Linked DNA regions of Homo sapiens: regions 2, 3, 4, 5 and 6 are each linked to region 1. The links are chromatin contacts, found by Hi-C or POLR2A ChIA-PET in ENCODE. All regions are on one chromosome and are shown on one strand. Each heading gives the region's core, a stretch centred on a gene start or an enhancer-like site at or near the end of the contact. The rest is flanking DNA. Distances are from core to core; before and after follow the strand shown. Region 1 holds the start of DIPK2A (divergent protein kinase domain 2A). Region 2 overlaps TFDP2 (transcription factor Dp-2). Region 3 holds the start of TFDP2 (transcription factor Dp-2). Region 4 holds the start of GK5 (glycerol kinase 5). Region 5 holds the start of XRN1 (5'-3' exoribonuclease 1). Region 6 holds the start of ATR (ATR checkpoint kinase).

Region 1 (4,287 bases), core at 959-3,458:
TTGTCATGGAAAGGAGCACGGTAACTTTTCCTGCAGACAGAAGGAGAAACCACAACCCCACAGTTGTAATCACTGTTCAAGGACACCGCACTGAAGCTGGGTGGGAATGTGCAGAAACAAGCAAATACTCCGAAAGTAAACAGTGTTTTTGTTTTTTGTTCTCTTTTTGATGTCACCAGTAAAGATTCCATCCTATTCCCCTAAAAGGCACATTACTTTTCAAAACAGTCAGACGAGAGCAAACAACGCAACTGGCGAAAGGCAAGAATCTCCTTCCCTGATACTCGCCCTGGCCTAATATTTCATCTCCCTTCAACTAGATTACCAGATGAATAGGGCAGGTCACAGGATCAGGATGAAAACGTCTGTCTGGCCTTAAGCCCTCCCAGCCCCAAGTCCAACGCTGCCTTACTTTTCCTGTTTCTGATTCTAATCCCACCCAAAGCTCGGCTCACAGATTAAACCCACCCCGACCACTGTCCCGTTCTCCGACTTCATCCTCCCCAACTTGTCCTCGAATTAGGTGTCCAAATGACTGCCAGGTAAATGAGCGAAAACAAAGACTCTGAGACCGAAGTTAGGCCAGCCACCAGCGCCAGAAAAGGAAGAGCGAACGCGGTGTAGAACACTTCAGAAGAACTAGGAAAGGTCCAAGGGCTCGTGAACAGTCTGCGCCGCGGACCTGCAAGCCCCGGCAGATAAAAGCAGAAAGGCAGGGTAGAGAGCGGAAGGAAACTCGCAGTAGAGACATTTTGGGGAGTGTTAAGAGACGCACTCCCTCTGGCGTTGAAAGATCCACAGTCAAATCCGAAATGCGCCCGAATCTAGGTAACAAGAGCAGACTCTCCATCAGCGGGGTCGCCCTCGGCCTCCCTGCACAGCCCCGGGGCTCCCCCGGAGACGCCCCTTCCCACGCCTGCAGCCTGGCCCAGCCCGGCCGAGTCCGAACTGGCGGCAAGCGCTGGCTGAGCCACTTCTCCCGACTCTGATTCCCACGCGCGGCCCCTCCCAGGACGCCCCCTGCCCTGGCTCCGCGCCTACCTGTAGCACCAGCGGCTCGGGGTTGAAGGCCAGGGTCAGCAGCAGCTGCATGCGCTCCGAGTCCTTGAGGTTGCGAAGCAGGAAGCTGCCCGAGTCCTTGGTCTCCGCGTAGCGGCGCACCAGGCGGTCGAGAAGGCGCTGCGAGGGGCAGTGCACCAGGTCCGACCAGCCCTCCACCGCCTCGGGCGTGAGCAGACGCACGTCGCCGTTGAGGCGCGCGAACTCGGTCCGGGGCATGGCCTGCAGCAGGTCGCAGCGGGGCCGGCCGGTGGCCCGCTTGCAGATGCTCTGGTCGAGCTGCGCCAGCTCGCGCTGCGAGCCGAGGCGCTTGAGCACCACTCGGCGGCGGCCGCCCTCGCGGGGCTCGCCGTACTGCGCGAAGTACACGTTCTTCACGTTGAGGAAGTCCAGCAGGCGCAAGCGGCCCCACGCCTCGAATACCACCTGCCCGTTGAGGAAGCGGCGGCACCAGCTCGTGCCGAAGCACGCCGGGCACTTATTGAGCTGCAGGAAGCGCCGGTCGGTCAGTTCGTTGCGCTGCCAAGAGGCGAGCAGCGACGGCGAGTGCAGCACCATCAGCACCAACAGGCTGCCCAGCGCCGCCAGCTTCAGCGAGCGGGACAGGCGGCCCAGCTTCGGGGGCACCAGGCGCCACATACCGCCCGCCCGCCCGCAACGGGAGGGCGAGGGCACCCCCGGGGCGCCCCCGCCGCGCCAAGACCCGGAGAGCTACCGGCAGGAACCCCGGGCGAGAGAAGGAGCTAGCGCGCGGGCTGGGGCGGAGGGCGGAGTAGGTGTGTGAGAGAGGAAGACGGGGAGCGGGAAGGCGCGGGCCTGAGCGGGCTGCGACTTCTCCCAGTCACTAGTCTCCACAACTCTCGAGCTCCCTCCTCCTAGCTCCCCGCCCTCCGACTCCGGCGGCGCCTCCTCCACGCCAGCCAAGTTATAGAGGAGCGGGAGGGGGAGGGAGCGCGGGGACCCGACGGTCGCGCGCCCGTGCCCGCGCGCACGCGCACTGCTGGCTTCGCACAAGAGCTGCGGCGGCAGCCAGCCACGACAAGTGGGGTCTGCGAGGAAAGGAGGGACTCACGGAAGGGGAAGAGGAGCTAGGATGTCTCACACCCACAAGCAGCAACGCACGTCTCAGAGCCGCACACCCTTGCTTGTGCGCGCTGGCTCTCCTGAGACCAAGAAGGGGAGCCGGGGGCGGGGCCAGAGGGGCGGAGCGAGCGCGTCGCGCGCCGCCCGGAAAGCGTAAGCGGGAGCTCGCGGGAGCGGGTGTGGGGGCGGTTCAGAGAGGGGGAAGCTCGGGCTCTTGAGGTGGGGGCATGAACTCGCGGTTTCTGGTTTCAGAAAGAGTCTTAATTACAGTCATCTTTTATGATTATTGTGGTTTACTGGTGCGTTCCTTTCACTATTGTGGAAACGGCCCTTTAAGGGAGGAGGGAATAAGAAGAAATGAACTGAGGAAGTCTATTGCAAATCCTTCCCTCTGGACGGCGCGCGAGGCGGAGGCAGAGCTGGCGCGATTGCCTCCCCTCGCCTTATATGGGTTGGGTGCGCGCCTGGGGGGTGGGGCGAGGCCGGGGAGTGCCCGACGGGGGCTTGTGTTCCCCTCAGCTCGTGCTCCTCGCGGTAGGGGGTGGGGCCTGTGAGGAAGACGGTGAGAAAGGCTCGAGTAGTGGCGGGTTTGTTGGAGCTTCATCTTTGGGGTTGTATCTGTAAAATCATTTAAAATTTTCTTGAGTGAGCACAAAATAAAGTTCTCAAGCCACCGTGTTAAAGGGAAAATAGGATGAAGGGGAACCGACGCGGCCTGGTGTCGCCAGGACGTCTGCCCCAAGCGCCGCGAAGAAGCCGGGAAGAGTTTGCCAGGCTTGCCTCTGCTGCCCGCCGGCTGCCCTAGCCCGTCCCCGGAGCCCTGCGGTTCCTCTCCGCAAAGCTGATTTCCCGGTGCCGCCCCTGAGGGTCCCTGAGGAGCGGGCCGCGAAGCGTTGCCCTGGCGGTAGCCATGGGGACCCGGGGCTGCTTGGTGCTCCGCACGGTCACGTTGACTCAGTCACCCCAGACTGCAAAAGTAAGGCGCAGATGCCGCACGAAAGCACTGTGTTTAGGGATAAGTTTCAGGGGACCCGGACTGTTTAGCAGTAGCGCTAGTAGATACATTATTATGCTATTCACTTTTAGTGCTAGAGTAGTTAAAATGAGAAGTGATTTTTAGTCTGAGGGACAGGTGGTTCCTGATACGTTATTAAACAACTGAGTCTTAACTGAGTTAATTTTAGGGCTTGAACAGTGCTTTTAGAAGACCATGGTAACTGGCATGTGTAGATCAACTCTACAGCGGGTTAATAAGAAACATCTATACCAGGTTATCAAAAGTAACAATACTTTCAGTATTGTTTAATTGTAACAGGTATTTGTTACAAATTCTTATAAGAACTCAGATTTTGAAAAAAAAACTTTGAGAAATTTAATAAATTCAAAATAGACGTGATTTTGTAACGATTTGCATTGAATACGGACAGACAAATTGAAATAATATTCAAAGCTTTCTAGAAATTGACTTACTGTACTTAAGTTTGGCTACTTCTGCCTAGTGCCTTATGCCGCCTTTGGTGGGAATTTTATTTAACTTGCTTTCAAATATCCCCAAACTCCATATAATATAGAGTTAAAAGCTCAAGTGAGATTTTCTTAGGAAAAGGAGTTTGGTGTGATGGTTCTGGAGACCTGTGCTGTAGTTCAGCTGTGAGGCTGCTGCTGCTGCTGAATTGTAAACAAAGCAAGTTATTACTTAACTACAAATTTCTTCTTTCTGACATCTTTTCTATATGCCTCATAAATTTGTTCGATTAATAGTAGACAATCTATTTAGAATTGGTTTAAAACAATAAAAGTACTACATAAGTTGCCATTAAACTGATTAAGCTGAGAGAACCGGGGCATAGTGAGACTATTTAGGTAACTAGTAACAGGATTAAGGAGGTACCTGTACTGCTTCTTTGTATCGAATAGGTCTTTGGAGTTCTTAAACTATTCTCAGCCTCCAGATGCTTGGAATTGTATAGGCATCATTTGAAACATGGAAATAAAACACGGTTACTAGTCTACACAATTTGAATTTTGAAAAACATTTGCTCTGCATCTAAGTAGTTTACATTTGTTTAAAAGCTCTGATCTTTTCAGTTAAATTTTCTAGATGTTTATCAGGAGAGATAGTTTTCAAGAACTTAATACATTCAT
Region 2 (4,287 bases), core at 572-3,071, 2.0 Mb after region 1:
CCTCAATTATTAATCAGAAGATACATTTCAAAACTAGGAAATTTTAGTTGAGCAGGTGGAAGAAAAATGAGAAATTGAACAATTAAAAAGTTTCCTTGACTGAATATGCTAACAGAAAAAAGATTTCAAAAGGACATATTTTAACTAAAGATAAAGAAGCCAATGAAAAACCAGCAGTATCAAACCTACAGATGAGACAAATGTTTTTGGGTGAACACTTAAAAAATTATTGAAGGAGAAGGGCCCTGCAAGTGACCTTAGTGATTTCTAAGATCTTTTAGGTTTGATGAACTAAATGAAACCAATTATAATATTCCAGATACCAGAGCTTGAATTGAGGAGTTTGCTTAAGCAATGAGGAGATACTGTTTAAATCTTGCAATGTGGTAAGATGGAGAAGAAAAAATGTTTTTCTCCTTTCAAATTTAAGAATTTAGGGCATTCATGGTTCTAGATACAAGAAAAGGAGGGAGCTAGCTAATCGTTTTTAGAAAGTGTCCCCTAAGTGAAAATGTTCAACAAAGCCAAGAGAACAGGTTTGATCTTCTAGGGAAAGTATGTAGGAAAGACTGACATATAAGATTTATTCATTTAGAAATATGACCATAGAGCTATAAATACACTTAATATTATGGTCATTTCAAGGATCCTTTGGAAAGATTCTGGTTAGGTGATCCATTTGGGTGAATCCTGAAAGTTCTCTATGTTCTGGCAGCTGCAGAAACATTCAGGCTTTTCCTTCCGTGTATGTGATATGTAGGAATGTGCGTGTCAGATTTTCTGTCCTTATCTTTGCACAATGGGATGCCTGATCTCCATTTAGAACCAAATAGAAAGAGGAAGGTTCCAGAGGTCACTTTAACCATTATACTTTGGAGATATTATGAACTTTTTTATCTTCTCTTTGTCACCCATCCCAATTATAGTGATGTTGAGGTCATTCAGTTAAAAAGTTTTGTAATAGTGATTAACTTTGTATTTAATCTTAGTGACTTTTGGCGAACATGGTTCAGTACAAATGCATCAAAATAAAACATAACAGTGGTGTAATGTGCATGTGCAGGTAGGTAATACTAGTTAGTAAATAAAGTGAAAACTATTTTTTTTTTTTTGAGACAGGGTGTTGCTTTGTCACCCAGATGGGAGTGCAGTGGCATGAACACAGCTCACTGCAGCTTCGACTTCCTGGGTTCAGGAGATCCTCTTGCCTCAGCCTCCCATATAGCTGGGACCATAAGTGTGTGTCACTACACCTGGGTAATTTTATTATTTTTTTGTAGAGATGAGGCCTTACTATGTTGCCCAGGCTGGTCTTGAATTCCTGGACTCAAGCAATCCTCCTGCCTCAGCCTCCCAAAGTGCTGGAACTGTAGGCATGAGTCATCACACCTAGCCTGAAAACTTTTTTTTTTTTTTTAAAGAAAAAGGTATATGAGTATATTTAAACATAAAAATGAAGGAAGTCAGAGTAACTGCAAAGTTTGTTTTTATTTCATTTACATAGGTGATGCTGTTGACCTACAGAGCCTGAGTTACTTTCTTCTTTCTTTCTTTTCCCCCCCGAGACGGAGTCTTGCTCTGTTGCCCAGGCTGGAGTGCAATGGCACCATCTCGGCTCACCGCAACCTCCACTTCCCGAGTGCAAGCAATTCTCCTGCCTCAGCCACCCAAGCAGCTGGGATTATAGGCACACACCACCACTCCTGGCTAATTTTTTATATTTTTAGTAGAGGCAGGGTTTCACCATGTTGGTCAGGCTAGTCTTGAACTCCTGACCTCCTTATCCACCCACCTTGGCCTCCCAAAGTGCTGGGATTACAGACGTGAGCCACCGTCCCTGGCCCAAGAGTTATTTTTGAAATACAGGTGATAGATATCCCCTGAGTCATCCATATCCTTTCTCCCTAGTCTACTTTGTTTTCAGTGGCATATATTGCTTTCTAGATGGCTGGCTAAAATTAGAAATACAGTCTTAAGGTTGTGAAATCATTTCTCTTTGCAAAACAAATTGCCCCTTCTAGAATTGACCTGTGACTTGACCTCTTCAGTACTGTATTTGAAGCTAATTGATAGTCTTTTACAGTAGTTATTAACAGATAGTTAAAAGGTAGTACAGGAAGGAAGGAAATGCTCTGACACTACTTTCTTTTTCTGACTCAGCTTATTCTTTTGTGGAACTGTTAATCATGAATGAAACAAAACCATGGGGAACTGACATATGAAGAGGCAGATCAGTGGAGCAGAATAGAAAATCAATAAATTGACCCAAATAAGTAAACTCAAGGTTGCATTTCATATCAGCATGGAGTGGATTATTCATTAAAAGTGGCTAACTCAGGGGGAAAACCTTGGATCTGTCACTTCTTATATCAGATAACTTCCAGGTGGGTCAAGGATTTATAATTTAAAATGAAGGCTTTAAAATTGTATAAGAAGATGTTGGGGGGGGTGTTTAATATAATCTTAGTATACATTCTAACTGCTGATAATTAATTTATAAGAACAGCATATCCAACTGGAAATATAAAACCTATACGATAAGTAAAATGCAGCATGTTTAAAGTGCATGTATAAAGTACACTTCCAGGGAGCAAAGGTAAATTTAGGAAAACCCTGGCAATTAGTCTCACTTCCTTCATTTTTATATTTAAACACACACAGGCCTTTTTAAGTTTGACACAAAAGTCATTAAAAAGTTACAAAATTGACTACATTCTTAAAAATGTGCAAATAGGCCGGGCGCAGTGGCTCACGCCTGTAATCCCAGCACTTTGGGAGGCTGAGGCGGGCGGGTTACCTGAGGTCAGGAGTTCAAGATCAGCCTGGGCAACACGGTGAAACCCCGTCTCTACTAAAAATACAAAATTAGTTGGGCATGGTGACACATGCCTGTAATCCCAGCTACTCAGGAGGCTGAGGCAGGAGAATCCATTGAACCTGGGAGGCGGAGGATGCGGTGAGCCGAGATCGTGCCATTGCAGTCCAGCCTGGGCAACAAGAGTAAATCTCCGTCTCACCAAAACAAAAAAAAAAAAAAAAAAAATGTGCGAAGAATAATATATAAAAGCAAACACTGTTCAATTGGGGGAAATATTTGCAGCAAGTATAATAGAATAAACGTATTTCTTCAATATTTAAAGACGTTCTACCAAAAAAAAAAAAAAAAACTCACCAAAAACCAATAGGTGGACATAATTTTCAGGAAGGAACATTTACATAACTTTTAAACAAAAGATGCTCAGTGTTCAGCCATACTCATAACAATATATTAAAACCAAAATAAGACCAAAATGAGTTACTATACTTAATTTTAAATGTAAAAGTTGTCAAAGAAAATAAAATTTAAAAACACATTGCCTGGGTGCAGTGGCTCACACCTATAGTCCCACTTTGGGAGGCCGAGGTGGGAGGATTGCTTGAGCCCAGGAGTTCAAGAATAGCCTGGGCAACATGGTGAGACCCTGTCTCTACAAAAAATTTAAAAATTAGCTGGATGTGGTGGCGTACTGAGGAGGCTGAGTGGGAAGGATGACTTGAACCCTGGAGTTTGAGGCTGCAGTAAGCTGTGATTGTTCCACTGCAGTCCAGCCTGGGTGACAGAAGGAAACCCCGTCTCTAAAAAAATAAAAAAATAAAAAACAGTAGATTAATGAGGATATATGTAAATGGAGACTTTCATGCATTTCTAAAGGGAGAAATACACAGTTGATACAAGTAATGTGGGTAAAGAAATATGTATAGTCATTGCAGTAGTATATGTAATACTAAAACTTTTCCATTACTCAGGAGCTCAATAAATAGACTGCTGGAGCCATAAAAGGGAATACTATGTAGCTAATAAAATAAACATTGAGGCCTGGTACGGTGGCTGACGCCTGTAATCCTAGCACTTTGGGAGGCCAAGGTGGGCAGATCACCTGAGGTCAGGAGTTTGAGACCAGCCTGGCCAGCATGACGAGACCCCTGTCTCTACTGAAAGTATAAAAATTAGCCAAGCGTGGTGATGGGTGCCTGTAATCCCAGCTCTTCAGGAGGCTGAGGCAGGAGAATCGCCTGAACCCAGGAGGCGGAGGTTGCAGTAAACCAAGATCGTGCCACTGCACTCCAGCCTGGACGACAAGAGCAGGACTCCATCTCATAAATAAATAAATAAATAAAATATTGAGGCAACACTACATCTACAGATATGGAAAGGCATCTGAGATGGATATAAAAGCAACGCTCAGACTGATAGAAGGATATCTTTGGCTGGGCGCGGTGGCTCACGCCTGTAATCCCAGCACTTTG
Region 3 (4,287 bases), core at 1,335-3,834, 1.8 Mb after region 1:
TTGTTCCAAGCATAAGGAATGCCAATGAATGGTGCTCTTTGGACATCTGTTTGTATTGCCAGTGCCTTGCATAGTTCTTGGCATACAATAAGTGCTTAATAAATGTTTGCAGAATCAATAAATGTTCTGTCACATTTCAGATGTCTACTCTCTGGCATTGGAGATGGTGGAAACTTTATTTTCCTTTTCAAAGGAAATAAGATCCCTTAATGGGGAAATAAGAAAGAAAGCTGACTGTTGTGCAAATTGCTAAATTGGAACTATGAGTGGGAATGAAAAATTGATTTACATGAATTTTCTTCCCTGTAGCAACTTGACAATTTATTCTGTTCTGGAGAATTCTCAGTTTTTGGCTTAAAAACCAAGCTGTTCCTCCTTATTCTGAATTTCTTGGCCTGCTGTGAAACTAACATTTACTGTCTTTTACAACATGCCCTGATTAGGTCATGGAAATTCACAACTAAATCAAACTAGGATATGGAAAATTTGAAACTTTCACTGCCCATTTTATGTAATGGCGTTGGAAGGTGTTATAAAACATTGACTTTTAAATCTTTATTTTCAAAAGCTATATTATACGATGAATATAATAATTGCCATCATTTATTGAACACTTACTACATGCATTACATAGCAAAATCCTCATACTACCTCTGCAAGAGAGTAAGTTGAACCATATGAAAATTGCCCAATATCAGCAATTTCATGTGGTTCAACCTAGTATCTTCAGACTCTGACCTATAAAGAGGTTAGGGAATCCCTCATAGCCATAACTTCACTCCAAATTTAGTACTGAATCTTTTAGTACTATCTTTTATAGATAAAGAGATCCTAAGATAGTTACAGCTCCTCTATGACAGCGACCCCTTTCCCTACATTAGCCCAAGCACTTTGTGTGTGTACTTCCATCATGGTTATTTACGCATTGAATTGAGGTGGTTTACAATCCATTTCCTCTGCTACACTGAGTTCCTTGAGGGTGGATGTTTTGTCTGTCTTGCTCATTTTTGTATACGTAGTACCTAGAGTGAAAAGTATTTGTTGAATATAACTTTAAGTTTTCTTAAAGTTATATTTTTTGTGGAAACTAAATTTTTATTGATTTGTTACTGGAGAATGTGAAGTAATCACTGGGGTTTTTGCATTTTAGAATCAGTCAGTGGAGTACTGCATTTGACATTCTTGGACTCTCAGGACTAGTTACATGCAATTATGCATACAATTGTCTCTCCACCCTGCCCCAGAGAAAGATCTGAAAGTGCTCTCTTACCTATCTCATCTCCTTTAGGCATTTGCTTAAATACCACCTTCTCCGTGCTACCTTCCCAGATCACTCTATTTAGGACTGAAGCCATTCCTCCAACACCTCTGCTTATATTTTTTTCCCATAGCACACATACCAGCATGTAATATAGTTTTTGTTTTACGTATTCTTTTGCATATTATCTTTCCCATCCTGCTAGAATGTAAGCTCCATGAAGGCAGGAGTTTTTGTCTCTATTTTGTCCACTGATGTCTCCCCATATCAAGAATAGTGTTTGGGGCCGGGCGTGGTGGCTCACGCCTGTAATCCCACCACTTTGGGAGGCCCAGGCGGGAGGATCTCTTGAGTCCAGGAGTTCCAAACCAGCCTGGGAAACATGGCGAAACAGCCGGGTGTGGTGGCGCGGGCCTGTAGTCCCAGCTACTCGGGAGGCTGTGGTGGTAGGATCACCTGAGACTGGGAAGTCAGGGCTCCAATGAGCCGTGATCCTGCCACCGCACTCCAGCCTCGGTGAGAGCAAGACCCCGTCTCAAAAACAAACAAAGTGGCATATAGAAGATCTATAAGATTTGACTGGAGTAAAATGAGAAAGATCTAATCGTTTTAATGCGCTGTTCACACGGGGTTTTTAACTTCGGCACGAACGAATGAACAAAATCTTTTCATATGGAACCAAGTGTACGGGTATTTGGGGTGTGTGCAGTTTCCGCGGGACAGAATGACCTGTCCTGGTTTGGGTATTAACTTGCCTTGATATTGAAGAACCTCCACATTCCCAGTGGTCTCTAACTCATTGTCTGAATAATTTCAAGGTGTCCCACAGTTGGCCCCACGCATAGCCTCAATCACGATCACTCGCCCCCCTGTCCCTTATTGATGCTCCCCCAGGGCGACCCCGCAAAGGCCTGGGGACCGAATGGAACTGCCCCAGTCCCCCTCCTTCCAAGAGAGCTGGGGTTTTCTGGCTTCGGGGTCAGTTGGAAAAGAGATTCCCACCCAAGTCGCAGGGTGGGAGTAGGGGGGATGAGATAGGAGTGATGAAGGAAGTGTGTCTAAAATTCTAGGCCTCAGGCCCGCAGCTGTCCCTGGAGGCGGCGGGGAAGCGGGGTGGTCGGGTCCTGCGGAGGGCTCCCAGGGAGGCCACAGGGGGAACCAAGGGGCGGTGGCTGAGTGCACGAGTCCCGCCCCTCCATCTGTTGGCCCCCTACTCTCAAAGGGAAGCCTGGGGGCGGGGTTTGTTTACTCCGTGCACGCACTGCCGGCCCGGCCAATCCGTGGGGAGCGGCGCCAGGCGTCGCACATTCTGAGGGCCAATCGGCGCGCACTGTGCTGCTCCGCCGCCAAAGCTCGCGCGGGGGAAGCGGGGCTGTAGCTGGGCAGGGAGAGGGCGGACGAAATCGGTAGCGATCTCGGCTGCGGCGCTGCCGCAGCTGCCCGGCCCGCGGGGCGCGCCCTGACCCTTCATCTTTGGGCAGGCTCGAGGGCGCGCGCACGGTTGGCGTTCTGGGGCCTCAAACTCCTGGGCCTTGACCGGGCAGGCCGCGTCTCCCCGGGTGTGAGTCCACCGGGACCCGGCCGCCGCCTAAGCGCGGGCGCCACAGAAGCGGCGGCGCCCGAAGACGCGCTCCTGGCTCGGCCCGACAGCCTCGCTTGGCCGCCAGTTCTTCTGCAGCCGAAGGCGGTAAGGTCTGGGGCGAGGGCGCGGGCCCGCGCGCGGAGGGCCTTTGGACCCGGCCGGGCGCGTTCCTGGGTAGGTTTCCCTCCCTGCGCACAGGGGCCCCCTTGTTCCCCCACGAGTCCCATCTGTTTAGACCTGGGTTCTCCAGGCCTGGCCGGGTAACCCGTGAGTGTCTGGGCCAGAGTCGAAAGCAGAGGAGGGTCACCCTCTTAGTGCATAGAGCAAATCGGGGGAGGTAACGTCCCTGAGTCACGCCTCGTGGAAGAGGGGAAGGGCTGCTTTCTACTTTCTCGTTCTCTTCAAAGAAGGATGGCTTCTAAATCTGGTTTTCCGATTTTTCCCTTCTCCTTTCATGACTCACAGGCCTCTGTGTCCACCAGGTGTTTTGTTTGTTTTTAAAGAGTTTCTAAGCTTTGTGTGCTTGGAAGAACCTCATATGCCCCATAAAGGAACTTTTCTCTGAAGTAGAGGATCGCTTTTTGGGCCCAGACTCCTTTGAGAAAATCTGGAAAGCCAAGGTCTGTCTTCACAAAGAAGTGTAAGGGTTTTCCTAGGATCTCGCTGAGAGACAGTACAACGAAGTGGATGAGCGCCCCAGTCTCTCTTACCAGCCTGTGCTATCTCCCATTGTGTGATCTCGGTTTCTTCATCTGTAAATTAGATGCATCCACCTATTCGGTGTGTTTCGGGGAGTGAATGGACTAATGTATGGAATGCAATCGTAAGAAAATCCTCCACGTATTAAATGCCTTGCATTAGTTAGGCACTTTTATTATTGACTGCCATGGATGCTGGTTTAGAAAAAGACCCTATATTATTTCCCTTTTAGTGTTGAGACAGTGAACGGGCTCATTCCTTTTCCATATTCACTGCTGAAGCTGCCTTTGAGCCCATGAATACTTTTATCTTTTCCTCATTCCATCTCAGAGGGCACAGACTCCCTCTCACTTATTTGCTTTCTTTCAGTAAGGCTCTCTTTTAGCTCAGCCTTCTCCTTCCCCTGTCTCCCCGAGATCTGAGTTTTGTGTCTTTTCATTTGACTTGCACAACCTACTTTTTTTTTTTTCTGGGCCATGTGTTTTCTCTTCATGGCTTGAATTTATCTTCACCTAATAAATAATTTACCTGTTTTTTTTTTCAGCTCGTGAATATATATTCATCTATTTTCTATATGGCATAATCATGTCCCTGTCTCTCTTTAAAAGTAGATATAAAAATAGTTTAATTGATCTATATTGCAGCTTCCTTTTCCATTTCATTGTTTAGCCTGTTATTTAGCTAAACTTTATCACTATCAGATTACTGTAATTAATCTTTAATGGCAGTGTCCATTCTCAGACAGCAC
Region 4 (4,287 bases), core at 1,267-3,766, 1.7 Mb after region 1:
TTGGTCAAAAGAATGACTTGGCCCTGTGCAGTGGCTCACGCTTGTAATCCCAGCACTTTGGGAGGCCGTGGCGGGCGGATCACGAGGTCAGGAGATCCAGACCATCCTGGCTAACATGGTGAAACCCCGTCTCTACTAAAAATACAAAAATTAGCTGGGCATGGTGGAGAGGGCCTGTAGTCCCAGCAACTTGGGAGACTGAGGCAGGAGAATCGCTTGAATCCGGGAGGCGGAGGTTGCAGTGAGCCGAGATCGCAGCACTGCACTCCAGCCTGGGCAAACAAGGGCAAAACTCCGTCTCAAAAAAGAAAAAAAAAAAAAAAGAATGATTTGGCTGGGCACAATGGCTCACACCCATAATCCCAGCACTTTGGGAGACAAAGGTGGGAGGATCACTTGAGGCCAGGAGCTCAAGACCAGCCTGGCCAATATGGCGAAACAGAGTCTCTACAAAAAAATGCAAAAATTAGGCGGGCGTGGTGGTTGTAGTCCCAGCTACATGGGAGGCTAAGGCAGTTGGATCGCCTGAGCCCGGGAGGTCGAGGCTGCAGTGAGCTGAGATGGCACCACAGCACTCCAGCCTGGGCGACAGAGCAAGACCCTGTCTAAAAAAAGTTTTGATTCAAAATGAGTATGTATGTATGTATGTATGTAAGTATGTATGTATGTATGTATGTATGTATGTATGTATGTATGTATGTATTTTGAGGCAGAGTCTTGCTCTGTCGCCCAGGCTGGAGTGCAGTGGCATGATCTCGGCTCACTGCAACCTCCGCCTCCCGGCTTCAAGTAATTCTCCTGCCTCAGCCTCCCCCGTAGCTGGGATTGCAGGAGCCCGCTACCACGCCCGGCTAAGTTTTGTATTTTTGTAGAGACGGGGTTTCACCATGTTGCCCAGGCTGCTCTCAAACTCCTGACCTCAAGTGATCCGCCCGCCTCGGCCTCCGAAAGTGCTGGGATTACAGTCGTGAGCCCCCGCGCCCAGCCAAAATGATTATCTTTTACCTTTTAATTGACATACCAGTTGGCACTGTTAAACGTTTTCACACAAAACATATATTCATATGTTTGCTAATTTTACAAAAAGAAGATAAGGAATATTTTCAGGCCCCGGCTTCACAGATTGCTGGTGGCAGTGGAGAGGTGGGTGGCGCAGGTGGAACCACCTCCCCACTACTTGCAGATCAGGACCCTCCCCGGGAAAGCTCCAGGCCCAGGAACCTAAGCCGCAAGAATCTCGAAATTTCCACAGGACACCTTGTTCCTTTTGGCCAAGTGTCTGGATGAGCCCATCCCCTTGGGCAGCAACAAAAGGTAAAGGGTCTCTGTGAGGCTTTCAGATTCCAAAAAAAAGCAACCGCTGGAGTGGAGTGTGATGGTCAAAGCAGCCACCTTAAGCTTTCTCCTTTCTTTCCCACTAGAGGGCTGAGAAAAGTCTTCTTCCTTGCGTTGTATTTCATTTGGCAAATATTTACCGCTTTGTATTGTGTGCAAACTTTACCAGGTTTTCTGGGAAGAGAAGTCGTGGGGAGCTCTCAGTTTGTTAATAAATATTAATACTTTTGGCCAAATTTTGAATTTTTTATGTCACTTGTTTTATTTCATTTTTGAAAAACAGCACTTTATTTCATTTAACTCTAGCATATTCAATGGCTGTGCATTTAATAATACTGAAATAAAGTCGCACCCAAAATGTTAGCAAAAAAATGGAAACTATATATGGTAGTGACCTCTACAAATGTTTTAAGCTTGAAAAATTCTGCACGAACGCAGACACAGGTTAGTCTGCCAAAGTTACTCAGATAAAAATTTCTCCAACCCTCAAGTCATAATCATAGTTGAGAAATGAATAAATGTGCCTTATGGCACCTCCAAACTTTTTGAGATTTTTATATAAACTAGCCTATACTTCTCTCCTTACGATTAGCATATGGGGTAGCTATTTTTCTTTAACAGAGATTCTTCAAATGTAGCTAGGGTTAAGAGAAACGCTGGCGCTGCCTCTCAGGAAGCTGGAGAAGCAAAAGAAAAAATTAAGAGTTAAGGGCCGCCGGGCTCGGTGGCTCACGCCTGCAATCGCAGCAATTTGGGAAGCCGAGGCGAGCGGATCACGAGATCAGGAGATCGAGACCAGCCTGATCAACATGGTGAAACCCCTTCTCTACTAAAAATACAAAAATAGCCGGGCGTGGTGGAGCGCGCCTGTAATCCCAGCTACTCGGGAGGCTGAGGCAAGAGAATCGCTTGAACCCGGGAGGCGGAGGTTGCAGTGAGCCGAGATCGCGCCACCGCACTCCAGCCGGGGCGACAGAGTGAGACTCCGTCTCAAAAAGAAAAAAAACAAGAGTTAAGGGCCAAGTCAATCCAACCGCGGCCGGCGACTGGAGGCTGAGCATGGCTGGCGATCTGGGGCTGCAGATCACGGCGCAAACCCGCTCACCTCCACCCCTCCCGCGCGGCCGCCGGCGCGCGCCCGTGGCGTCACGGCGTCGGGGTGGAGCCGGCGGCAGGGGCCAGGCCTCTCTAGGCTCTCCGGCTGAGCCGGGTTGGGGCCCGGGTTGGGCCGCCCGGGGACTCTGGAGCATTGGGATTTGTAGCGCGCCCTCTGGGTAGGCGGCTGTAGCGGAGAGGCGTGCGGGATCGGGATGTCGGGGCTGCTCACGGACCCGGAGCAGAGAGCGCAGGAGCCGCGGTACCCCGGCTTCGTGCTGGGGCTGGATGTGGGCAGTTCTGTGATCCGCTGCCACGTCTATGACCGGGCGGCGCGGGTCTGCGGCTCCAGCGTGCAGAAGGTGACTTGGGGGCGGGCGTGGGGCGCGGGTCTGACTGGGTTTCGCTGAGTCCCGGGGTCCGGCCTCGGGAGGCGAGCGGGCAGGCCCCACCTACCGCCCTGGACGCGGCCACCTGCAGCACCCGCGGGCCCTGGGGCCAGAACGGCGCGCCCAGACCGGCTGAGTCTTCGCGTTCCCTCCCTCGTCTGGGCTGAATCCCGCGCGCCCTTCCTGTCCAGGCTGAGGGTGCCAGGGGCCCGGTGTATGACCTGGGCCGCTCGCTTGCCTCTTGCCACCTGGGGAGCCACCTGTCCGGCCTTACCTGGATGGGACTGAGGTGACTCGCCGGACGGGACTGGGCAGGCTGTGCACATCCAGCCAGAGGGTGGTTTGTGAGTTGCTTGGTTCTTCCTGCACTTCCCTGATAGATCTCCCACCACATCTTTATTTACATTTTAATTTTTCAAAACTTTTTTTCTTTTTTCTTTATTATAGCCTTTGGACTTGTGCCTCAATAACTTTTCATATCTTTGTAGAATTTAAGTTTATTCTCTATTCTTCACTTGTCATCTTTATTAACTACTACTCCACAAAATGCTGGTTCCTTACGTGAGCAACTGATTGCCGTGGATATTAGAGGTATTGGGCAAGTTTTGAAGGCTGTGTGGTCATCAGTTTTCTATTTTCCATCTTTGAGAATTCATAAAATTCTTTATTTCCCCTCGTTTGAGAGACCTGCCAAATCATTGGTTGGTTGTTAGTAAAGCCTTGAATTGTTGATAATATTGGTCAGCAACCAACAAATTGATATCCTTCTGTTCTCATATTAATGAAGTGTTGATTTATACACAATTGTCAATGCACCAAAAATAATATTTATTTGTTATGGTGTTCTTATTGTTGTTCCTTTTTTTCTTTTGAGACAGGGTCTCACTTTGTCACCCAGGCTGGAGTGCAGTGCTGTGATCTCGGCTCACTGCAGCTTTGACCTCCTGGGCTCAAGTGATCCTTCCACCTCAGCCCCCCAAGTAGCTGGGACTACAGGCAAGGGGCCACCATGCCTGGCTAAATTTGTTTGTATTTTTTAATAGAGATGGGATTTTGCCATGTTGCCCAGGCTGGTCTGGAAATTCCTGGGCTCAAATAATTCACCCGCCTCGGCCTCCCTAAGTGCCAAGATTACAGGCGTGAGCCACTGCAGCCAGCCTGTTATGGTGTTCTTATTTTCTCTTCCCAGTACCAACATCTTTTTATGTTAGAAATTTGAGGGAGGGCCGGAGCCATCAGTTACCTAACCATTCCCAGCAGCACTGTATTCCCCCTTTTTCTCAGTGTCCCGTTCTTCTTCCCACCACCTTAGAGGTGTTTTTCTTTGTAGCACTTGCCCAGGAGCAAGGTCCAGCTAGAGTGCCAGTGAGTAGTGACTGCTTTGAGCATTTGTTCTGGGGAAACATCAGACTTCCTTCCATTAAGTTTTTCTTTTTTTTCTTTTTAGACGGAGTCTCGCTCTGTCACC
Region 5 (4,287 bases), core at 1,122-3,621, 1.5 Mb after region 1:
GAAGACAGCAGCCCCATTTTGATAAAGGTCTGGCAAAGTAACTTAAACACTGTCTTGAATGAACTGGGTTTGGTTCACGCACATGGCTCAAGTGCTTCACCAAAGAAATAAGCGGCAGCTGGTTTGCAACTGCAAAAGGGAAAGTTGGCTGTTGTAGGGGTTATTTTAATACCTGGAGTTCTGCTGGAACATAAGTCATATTTGGAGTCCAGGCTCTTGGCGGAAAAGTCGATGGCAGATGGCACAGCAACAGTCTCCACCCCGTGGCCCTCCTCTTTGTGCTCGTGGGCTGCAGCGCAGCCCACCAGCCCACCCAGCACCACCTCTGAGAATTATTCTTCTAATAACGTTATTCTTCCTTTTGCATTCAGATATGCTTAAGAAATTGTACAGTTCCAAGTAGCTCACTTAGAACACCCATTTGCATGTACTAACATAATGTAAATATTAGGCAGTACAGCATTGTTATTTGAATATTCATTGAAATGTTTAAGTCCTAAACACTTCCAAAGCAGATTTAAAAAATTATTTTTCTAGAATTGTAATGTGTAAATAATTCCCTGGTATTTCACGTAGTCCAGAAACATGTCCAAGCAGTTGATGTTGAATCAATCTTGCGAGCCTCCAAATCAGTATCACAAGCTAACTGTATTTGTTTAATTTCTTCTTTTCCTGTATTTGCTCTTACAAAAGGGGTATTGGTCAGTAAAATGGTATTAACATTTATTAAATGTCAAAATATAAAGAAAGGTAGTAATTCCAAATTATTAACATCTGTTTTTGGTTTTATGTTTCTTCTTTTTAGGCCAAGACCCATGTTCTTGACATTGAGCAGCGACTACAAGGTGTAATCAAGACTCGAAATAGAGTGACAGGACTGCCGTTATCTATTGAAGGACATGTGCATTACCTTATACAGGAAGCTACTGATGAAAACTTACTATGCCAGATGTATCTTGGTTGGACTCCATATATGTGAAATGAAATTATGTAAAAGAATATGTTAATAATCTAAAAGTAATGCATTTGGTATGAATCTGTGGTTGTATCTGTTCAATTCTAAAGTACAACATAAATTTACGTTCTCAGCAACTGTTATTTCTCTCTGATCATTAATTATATGTAAAATAATATACATTCAGTTATTAAGAAATAAACTGCTTTCTTAATACATACTGTGCATTATAATTGGAGAAATAGAATATCATGTGTTCTTATGGTCAAAAACTATATTTGCAAGAAACAAGCAAGTCTAATTTCATTTTACAACTTCTATTGATTTCCTTTTAAAAGTCCTAGCTATTGTAAGGATTCACTTGAAGAACAAAATTATATGGAATAAATACTGTGGGCAAGGCGTTGTGCCAGACTTGTGCATAGAGCTACCCTCTCCTGCCCTCCAGGAAGTGACAGTCTAGTAAGAGAGATATATAAATATAAATAGCATATCATTAAGTTCACTTAATAAAACTTTGTTTTAAAGTGTGATAGGGAAAAAATATAAGCCAAGAAGCGTGAATGTGAAAACGAAATAAACATTCTGTAATTTGTGTGATGCTGCCATACTGCAGTCCCAGAATGCAGAATCCAGTGGTCATGAAAGACAGCGATACTTAACATTTCCTGAGATCTTAAAATCCAAAAAGTATTAAATGTTTAAGGTTTTTCTGTAAGTTTTCATCCAGAAGACTTAAATACAAAGTAACGGGTTAATACATTCAAATAAGTGGAAAACTCTTACATTTAAAACTGATAATTTCACTTAAGTTGATAGAACTCTCCTTTGCTGTGCGGTTGAAAGTGTGATGGGGAAAAATATGATAAACCCGGATGCAAGAATGTCAAAACTAAACATTAAATGATTTCGTATCCAAGGTCTTATGTTAACAGTTGCGGGGGGCGGGTACATGGGAAATTTTTTTGAACAATTTGGAAAAGAACGTTTTTAAACGTATGTATTAAGAAACGTAAGTTTAAATTCCTCAGAGAAAAAAAATTATTGACAAAACAACAAACTAAGCCAAGTAAATCACCAGATCTTTCGAAATCTGAATGAAAAATACTGAGATTAGCAACCCTAGGAGACAAGCGGAACAAAAATCAGTGTTCGATACCCTTCCCACACCTTCGTACGGTTTTCATGCCACTTCCAAATCCACTTAGAAAGCACAACTCTATCATGGGGCATTTTCGCCCCTAAGTTGCAACACACCAGCAAACCTCCGCAGATTCCCTGACCGCCACTGGACAGTACCGCGGCCCCGGCCGCGCGAGGCCCGGAGGGCTAAGCCCCGCCCCTCGGACGGCCTCGGATCCTGCCGCTCTAGGCCCGCCGGGCGCTCTCTATGGTCGGCCGGGCGGTGTGTTGTCATCCGCGGAGCGACGACCGGAGGCTGCGGCGGAGCCCCGGCGGGGCGTTTGGTTTCGGTTTGGCCCTGACTGGGATTAGTGTTGACGATCGAAATGGGAGTCCCCAAGTTTTACAGATGGATCTCAGAGCGGTATCCCTGTCTCAGCGAAGTGGTGAAAGAGCATCAGGTGGGTGAGCGAGGGGCAACGGCTCAGAAAGCCGAGGACCCGGGGCTCCGCGGCCCTCTCCACCTTAGAGCTGGGGCTTTCGAGCCACCTCTTTCCCCTCGTCGTCTGGACGATTAGTGGCATTAGGGAGGGGGACGGAAGGTTTGAGGACGCCCGGATGAGCCGAAAGGGGCTAAGGACGCAGGTTGCCTGTGTGTGGACAGAGCCGCTGGGTTCACGGCTTCTCTGACAGCTCTTGCTTCTGCTGGTCCTTCCGCGACTCCGAAATGAAGTCCTGGGAAAGAACGCTTTTACTGTTCTCCGGTTTCCTCCCGGGGAGCTGCAAGTTGCCTTTTTCCTTACAGAGGCTGCGAAGCTGGAGTGGGTGTCCTCGTAGGTTCCCCCATCCCACCCAGAGCGGCAGACCCACTTACAGACGATAACAGCCGCTTCCGCACGCAGTCACCTTGTTTACTTTCCCTGATCTAGAGCGCGGCCCACCCGGCCCCCGGAGCCTAGACTTTCCGACGTGGCTGATGGTCATATTGGTGATGCCTTTTGTTACTTTCTGTTATTTCAAAAGCAGCACCAATCCCCTGTTGCCAAAACAAAAAACTCTTGGGCCAGCTGGGGAGTGGGGCGTAGGACCTTTTATTTGGAGGCCTCACTGTGTGACAGAGGGGGTTGGGAAACGAATTGATAGAACATTAATACTACTAATAATATTTGGCATGTACTGACCCCAGGACAACGTTAATGTGTAGATTCCGAAAACGTAGTTTATATATTGGAACTGTGGAAAGAGAGGAGAAAGCAGTCGTCTATTAGGTAAACTAGACTTTGGGTGATACTTTGGTGTTTGTCACATTTAATGAATTTGATCTCTTTTCTGATGCTTTACAGAAAAAAAGCTTGAAATTTGTGTAGCTGATTGAATCAGTTGTGATGGGTAGTATTGTAAATAGCCTATTAAATTATGGTTTAATCGGCATTTACGAACATGAAGGTAGTTTACTTCTGGAAAGGAGTTTTTGTTGCTGGATTCCAATCAGATTTGGTAGATGAGAAATAGACTACAAAAAGTTTCCAAGGTTAGCTTATCTTGAATTTATTTGAAACATAGATTGAGTTAGGTTTAGAGAGGTATTTTTTTCCCCCGGGGAGGGCTAAAAAGGAAACCAGTACATTGCAGAAATGGAGACAACCAACTTTGGCTTTTCTTGCATCCTTCAGTCAGTACCTGCTATATATCAGTCACTTTATCTCTAAAGTGCAAAAATAATGCGATTGTTATTCGTGATGATTTAATACATAATTTGTTCAGTAATATTTTTATTCTGTAGTCTGTGGCACAGAATTTGGTTTGGTGAAAATATCTTAGATTCTCTCCATCCTGAGGAATTTTGTTACTGAAGAATGAAAATCTCTTTAATGCAGTTTTATGACATGGACACTAAGGATAGGTTTTGTGAAAGCTTTATATAGAAACTGGGAGGAGAATTATTTTTAAATTTCACTGTAAATAAATTTTAAAATTTGGTTCATTGTTGTGATACCTTTCAAAAATGTTTGATTAAAAAGAGACCAAAGGTTATCAGCTTCTCTGTTAAGTAGAACTTAAAGATGGTAATGCCTAAATAAGTCACAGGCATTCAAAAGCTAGTCCTGGGCGGGAAGGATAGGGAGAAGAAGTAAGTTACGGGAAGTCAGTGGTGTGGCCTCAGTAGCATAGGTTTTCAGTTTCTCTGAATCATCTTGTAAAAACAGAAA
Region 6 (4,287 bases), core at 498-2,997, 1.4 Mb after region 1:
TATATTCCACTTTATGACTTTACCCCCTCTTATTTAATCTTTGCTGTAATCTTGTGAGGTAGACATTATTAATCCCATTTTATAAATGAAAAAATGGAAGTATTAAGAGATTAAGTAACTTTACTGAGGTCATATAGTTTCTAGCAGATGGAATGAGAACTTGTGTAGGGCCTGTAACTCCCAATCCCATGTCCTTTCTCCTAAAACATTCAGTGATTCATTCAACAAATGTTTACTGAACACCACCTATGTGCCAGGCACAGTTTTAGGTCCTGGGTATCTGAGAGTGAACAAAATAGACAAGACCTTGCTCTCCAAGAGCTTACACTCTAACTGGAGAGAGACAATAATATAGTATGTCCGGGTGTGGTGGCTCTCACCTCTAATTCTAGTACTTTGGAAGGCTGAGGTGGGAGGAGCGTGTGAGGCCAAGAGTTTGAGACCAGCCTGGGCAACATAGCAAGACCTTGTCTCTACAAAAAATAATTAGCCAGGCGTGGTGGCATGTCTGTAGTCCCAGCTACTCAGGAGGCTGAGGCAGGAGGATCAATTGAGCCCAGGCTGAGGTGAGAGGATCGCTTGAGCCTGGGAGATTGAGGCTGCAGTGAGCTATGATTGCAACATTCATTGCACTAGAACCTGAACAACAGAGTAAGACAATGTATCTAACAAAAAAAAGAGGGTGAGACAGAATGTGTATATATGTTAGTCTATATGAGGCTCTTTGGTGTTAATTTGGCAAACACCTGAAGGAAAAAGGGCAATGACAGAGTGGTGTTCAAGGCAGAGAGTACAGCAAATGCAAAGTTCTTGAGGCAAGAGCATATTTGGCTGTCATTCCATCACTTTTTTCTTTAAGATACTGTATCGGTTAACTATCCTCATGTACCAAAGAACAAATGTAAACATACTGCATGACTTTGAGTGATTAACTACATAACTTTGACATGTCAACAATCTCTTATGGTGGTCATCTTTCCAATAAATTGAGTTGAGCTAGAAAATGTGTATTGCCAAAATCCATTGATTTACTTTAAAAATTAAATCACAGGTTGCGGATGCCCGTAATGGTGGCATTTCCACACACAGTACTGTTGCTGATTTGATGAGACACAAATATATTCCAACCCCATTTTCAAATATTAAAAGTTGGTAGGGTCCTCAACGAAACCTAACAGTGACTTCAAGTTGAAAAAAAATGCTTAAAAGGAAAAAAACAGGGAGAGCCCACCTTTTGGCCTGTATCTCTCAGAAAGAGGGACAAGAGCGGTGGGAACGTGAGGAACTTTTAAAATGTGAGAGCGTTACTCTGGGGAAACCTGGAGTTTACTCTTGGCCTTTACTCGCTGGACTGTCATAGTTCTCACATTTGTGAAGCGAGTCTGGGCTGGCGGCCCTCAAGCCCTATCCTCCCCCGATGCGGAAGTCTTGCTTCTCTGTGCCTCCCAGGCTTGAGAACAGCAGAGTCTGGCCGCTCAAAACGAAAGCTTCACGAACGTCGCTCGCTCGGTGCTGAGAAAGAAGCCTGACGCGACCCGGGAAACTTGACCGACGCACGCCCGCCCGCTTGCCCCGCCCCCTAACGGCTTCCCGGCTTCCCCCGGGTCCTATGCAGAAAAGACGCTGGGCCTGGCAAGCGGGGCCAGTAGCGGCTTCCGGGAGGAGTTTTGGCCTCCACACGGCTCCGTCGGGCGCCGCGCTCTTCCGGCAGCGGTAGCTTTGGAGACGCCGGGAACCCGCGTTGGCGTGGTTGACTAGTGCCTCGCAGCCTCAGCATGGGGGAACATGGCCTGGAGCTGGCTTCCATGATCCCCGCCCTGCGGGAGCTGGGCAGGTAGGGCTAGGCCCAGCCTGGGTCCTGCATCCTCCTCCGCTGATTCCGGCTTGGGTTTCACGTGCTCTCCCCTCCCCTGCTGCGCTATGGCTGGGATCCCCTAAGCCCCCGCTGCGGCCCTTGTGGAGATGCTCCGTGGCTGATTTGGGCGCTTCTCCCTCAGAGTGCCCGTTGATAGCACATGGGGCAGTCGCCACAAACCTGCGGGAAGCCGGTCCGTGGGGGAGAGAGGCGTCTGCCGGCCCTGGTTTACCACTCACCCCGATCGAGAGTTTGCTTCCTGCAGCTGGAGGAAGAGTCCCTGCTGATCGCTTTCTGGTCACTTTTCTACACTCATTTTCTTCTCGAAAATCTTTTTCCTTAGACGAGGGACTTGACCCATCAGTTTCTGTTCTTTGTGATCACTCGTGGAGGAATTGGTTTTTAGCCTTACATTTTGTCCCCAAACTGCCCTTGAAAGAAAATCACCGCTTCTCATTTTCTGCAAGTGACATCACTTGCTGGAAAAGGCAGTTTTTTTCTTTGAAGTGAAGTCATAGTACATACTGAAGATGTGACCTCCCTCGTATTGATCGTCCAGTTCCCGATCCGTTATTTTAGTCAGAAATTGGAGAGATAGACCCCTGGGTCCACAAAATCTCAGCGTGCACAGAGTGTTGCCAAAATTTGGAGACAATTTAATATTTCATTTGCAAATGCATGTTGTCTGTAAACCTCATGAAAACCAGTATCTTACCACAAGGAGGGAGAGGTGTTGATGGCTCTCACACCTCTTCAATACACAGGCAGGCTTCCCTGAACCAGGCCTAAAGACTCGGTAGAGCTTGTTTTGCTTTGTTTGTTTTAATTCTACACTACTGCGAACAAGAAATAAATAAGCTTGTGCTGCTACCGCAGTTAAATTATCATTTGGAATAACTGCTTCCCAATTTCTTAAACTGTTTGAAAACTTTCCACACAAAGTCAAAGCTGACATTAAGCCAATGGGATAGCTACTTCTCTTTCTTTTTGCAGCGCAGTTGTGTTCATTTCCACTGGTTGGCCATCCAAATAATCTAGTCTCAATATATGAATAAAAGGATAAATGAAGGGACCATTCTTGTCGTAACTGCATCACTATTTTTGAGTGTGTGAATTTTTTCCACTTATCTGTGGCAAGTATACTTTGTGTTTAGTTTATAAAATAACCTCTACCTCTCTAAAAGAAGAGGAAGAAAAGTGATCATTGTAGGAAGTTGGTTTACAAATTTCATCTTTCAGGCTCATTGTGAAGCTGAGTATATTTTTGCCACTTTGCTTTAAAGTAGAATTAACTGGTTAATACTTCTCTTCCCTCTTCTGTCTTCCTCCGTGAGTCCTGTTAATAAAAATAATTGGTTCTTGGATTATATATAGTCGGTTTCATCAGTAGAGTTTATGTTACCTTTCATTTATTTGTAGCTATTCCAAGAGAAAGAATAGAAAAACTGACCCACAGAGAGTTGTCTAATAGTTTTTAATTGTCATGGCTTTTTCATTACAACTACTTGAATCAAAAAAGCTAATCAATTTTCATAGTATATCCATGACATAGAATGAAACAAGTGTTACCACTGTTTAAGAAAAAGGGACAGAGAAGTTGAAGAACCAAAGGCACAGCTAGCAGATAACAGAGCTAGGTTTCAGATTCAAGCTTTCAAGGCCTTTTCTTCCAAAATGTTTCCTCTTAATTGACTATGGCAATTAGACTACTGAAAAAAAAAGATATTAGTGTTCTAATTTATGGGCTGCTCTTCCTCAGTCCCTCAGATAAATTTTGTCCTATTGTTTTTTTGCTATTAGCAGTCTGCTCTGCATAATCTTGCTAAATGACCTTTCCACTCTCCTGCCTTCAACTATAATCTGCTATTTGATGACTACTAATATGTTTCTCCAAATCATGTCTTCTATAGAATTGTATATTTACTGTATACTGGTAGTTTCACTGAGTGTCCTATGTGTAGTTAAGGTTCAGAATATCCAATACAAATTCCCCACATGTCCTAGCTTTCACAAGCTTTCTTTTTTTAAATTAAAAAAATTATTTTTCTCTTATTCATTGAAGTAGAGATATCTCAGTACATGGCACCATATTCACTTAGTTCTCCAAACTGGAAATCTAGAAGTCATTCTTAACTATTTTCACATGTGCTTTCAGTCTATGTCCTTGGCCCTCTTTTAATCTGTGCTGTCTTCCCAAGTAATCTTACCTAATCTCATGGCTTTAAATGTCATCCATATGCTGATAACTCCCAAATTTATATTTCTAGATCGGAGATATATATTAGGTTGCTTACTCAACATCCACACTGGGAAGTGAAAATTAACATATCCAAAGCAGAACGCCTGATTTACTGCGCCCTTGAATTTGTTCCTTCTCCTGTGTTATCGTAAATATGCCAACCAAAAGCCTAGGAGTCATCCTTGGTTTTTTT

Evidence for each region. Hi-C counts contacts between places; a loop is a spot of excess contacts on that map. ChIA-PET counts read pairs that join two places held with the same protein, here RNA polymerase II (POLR2A). Pooled maps may share reads with other maps.
Region 2: a loop to region 1 is called in a map of OCI-LY7, with 6 times the contacts of the local background. The contact joins the enhancer-like site here to the promoter of DIPK2A in region 1. A Hi-C loop is called at or near these places in 1 of 168 maps with a recorded cell type or tissue (OCI-LY7) and 8 of 50 pooled maps. POLR2A ChIA-PET finds 5 or more read pairs at or near these places in 2 of 52 experiments (OCI-LY7 and PC-9).
Region 3: a loop to region 1 is called in a map of naive thymus-derived CD4-positive, alpha-beta T cell, with 21 times the contacts of the local background. The contact joins the promoter of TFDP2 here to the promoter of DIPK2A in region 1. A Hi-C loop is called at or near these places in 2 of 168 maps with a recorded cell type or tissue (both naive thymus-derived CD4-positive, alpha-beta T cell) and 10 of 50 pooled maps. POLR2A ChIA-PET finds 5 or more read pairs at or near these places in 1 of 52 experiments (AG04450).
Region 4: a loop to region 1 is called in a map of CD4-positive, alpha-beta T cell, with 12 times the contacts of the local background. The contact joins the promoter of GK5 here to the promoter of DIPK2A in region 1. A Hi-C loop is called at or near these places in 2 of 168 maps with a recorded cell type or tissue (CD4-positive, alpha-beta T cell and ascending aorta) and 12 of 50 pooled maps.
Region 5: a map of B cell shows a loop between it and region 1 (11-fold over the local background). The contact joins the promoter of XRN1 here to the promoter of DIPK2A in region 1. A Hi-C loop is called at or near these places in 6 of 168 maps with a recorded cell type or tissue (B cell, CD4-positive, alpha-beta memory T cell, CD8-positive, alpha-beta T cell and 2 more), 3 of 37 single-sample maps with no recorded cell type and 19 of 50 pooled maps.
Region 6: a map of B cell shows a loop between it and region 1 (36-fold over the local background). The contact joins the promoter of ATR here to the promoter of DIPK2A in region 1. A Hi-C loop is called at or near these places in 9 of 168 maps with a recorded cell type or tissue (B cell, CD4-positive, alpha-beta T cell, CD4-positive, alpha-beta memory T cell and 4 more), 4 of 37 single-sample maps with no recorded cell type and 20 of 50 pooled maps. POLR2A ChIA-PET finds 5 or more read pairs at or near these places in 3 of 52 experiments (activated B cell, naive thymus-derived CD4-positive, alpha-beta T cell and naive thymus-derived CD8-positive, alpha-beta T cell).

The regions. Positions count from the first base shown.
Region 1 is chr3:143,969,744-143,974,030 of GRCh38, reverse strand. It overlaps DIPK2A (divergent protein kinase domain 2A), which reads right to left and starts at 2,208. Exons shown (of 3, transcript NM_173552.5): 1 at 1,042-2,208. The coding sequence starts at 1,698. RefSeq lists enhancers at 473-732, 1,741-2,321, 2,373-2,462, 2,733-2,842, 2,322-2,902 and silencers at 883-1,122, 1,613-2,262, 2,593-2,642.
Region 2 is chr3:142,017,810-142,022,096 of GRCh38, reverse strand. The region is part of intron 3 of TFDP2 (transcription factor Dp-2); the gene reads left to right. Among named protein-coding and RNA genes, the nearest start is that of TFDP2, 130 kb to the left of the region's middle. Within about 2 kb of position 1,821, at least 3 of the 41 ENCODE cell types and tissues checked have a DNase peak (open chromatin) inside an H3K27ac peak, as active enhancers do.
Region 3 is chr3:142,147,841-142,152,127 of GRCh38, reverse strand. It overlaps TFDP2 (transcription factor Dp-2), which reads left to right and starts at 2,584. Exons shown (of 13, transcript NM_001178139.2): 1 at 2,584-2,945. RefSeq lists silencers at 2,309-2,358, 2,469-2,678, 2,739-2,808, 3,039-3,088 and an enhancer at 2,439-2,939.
Region 4 is chr3:142,223,814-142,228,100 of GRCh38, reverse strand. GK5 (glycerol kinase 5) reads left to right here and starts at 2,516. Exons shown (of 16, transcript NM_001039547.3): 1 at 2,516-2,792. The coding sequence starts at 2,646. RefSeq lists silencers at 2,333-2,572, 2,763-2,982.
Region 5 is chr3:142,446,121-142,450,407 of GRCh38, reverse strand. It overlaps XRN1 (5'-3' exoribonuclease 1), which reads left to right and starts at 2,371. Exons shown (of 41, transcript NM_001282857.2): 1 at 2,371-2,538. The coding sequence starts at 2,464. ATR (ATR checkpoint kinase) reads left to right here. Exons shown (of 47, transcript NM_001184.4): 47 at 806-1,173. The coding sequence ends at 979. It also overlaps the pseudogene EIF2AK1P1. RefSeq lists enhancers at 2,374-2,653, 4,186-4,287.
Region 6 is chr3:142,576,193-142,580,479 of GRCh38, reverse strand. ATR (ATR checkpoint kinase) reads left to right here and starts at 1,747. Exons shown (of 47, transcript NM_001184.4): 1 at 1,747-1,834. The coding sequence starts at 1,776. RefSeq lists enhancers at 1,397-1,496, 1,797-1,956.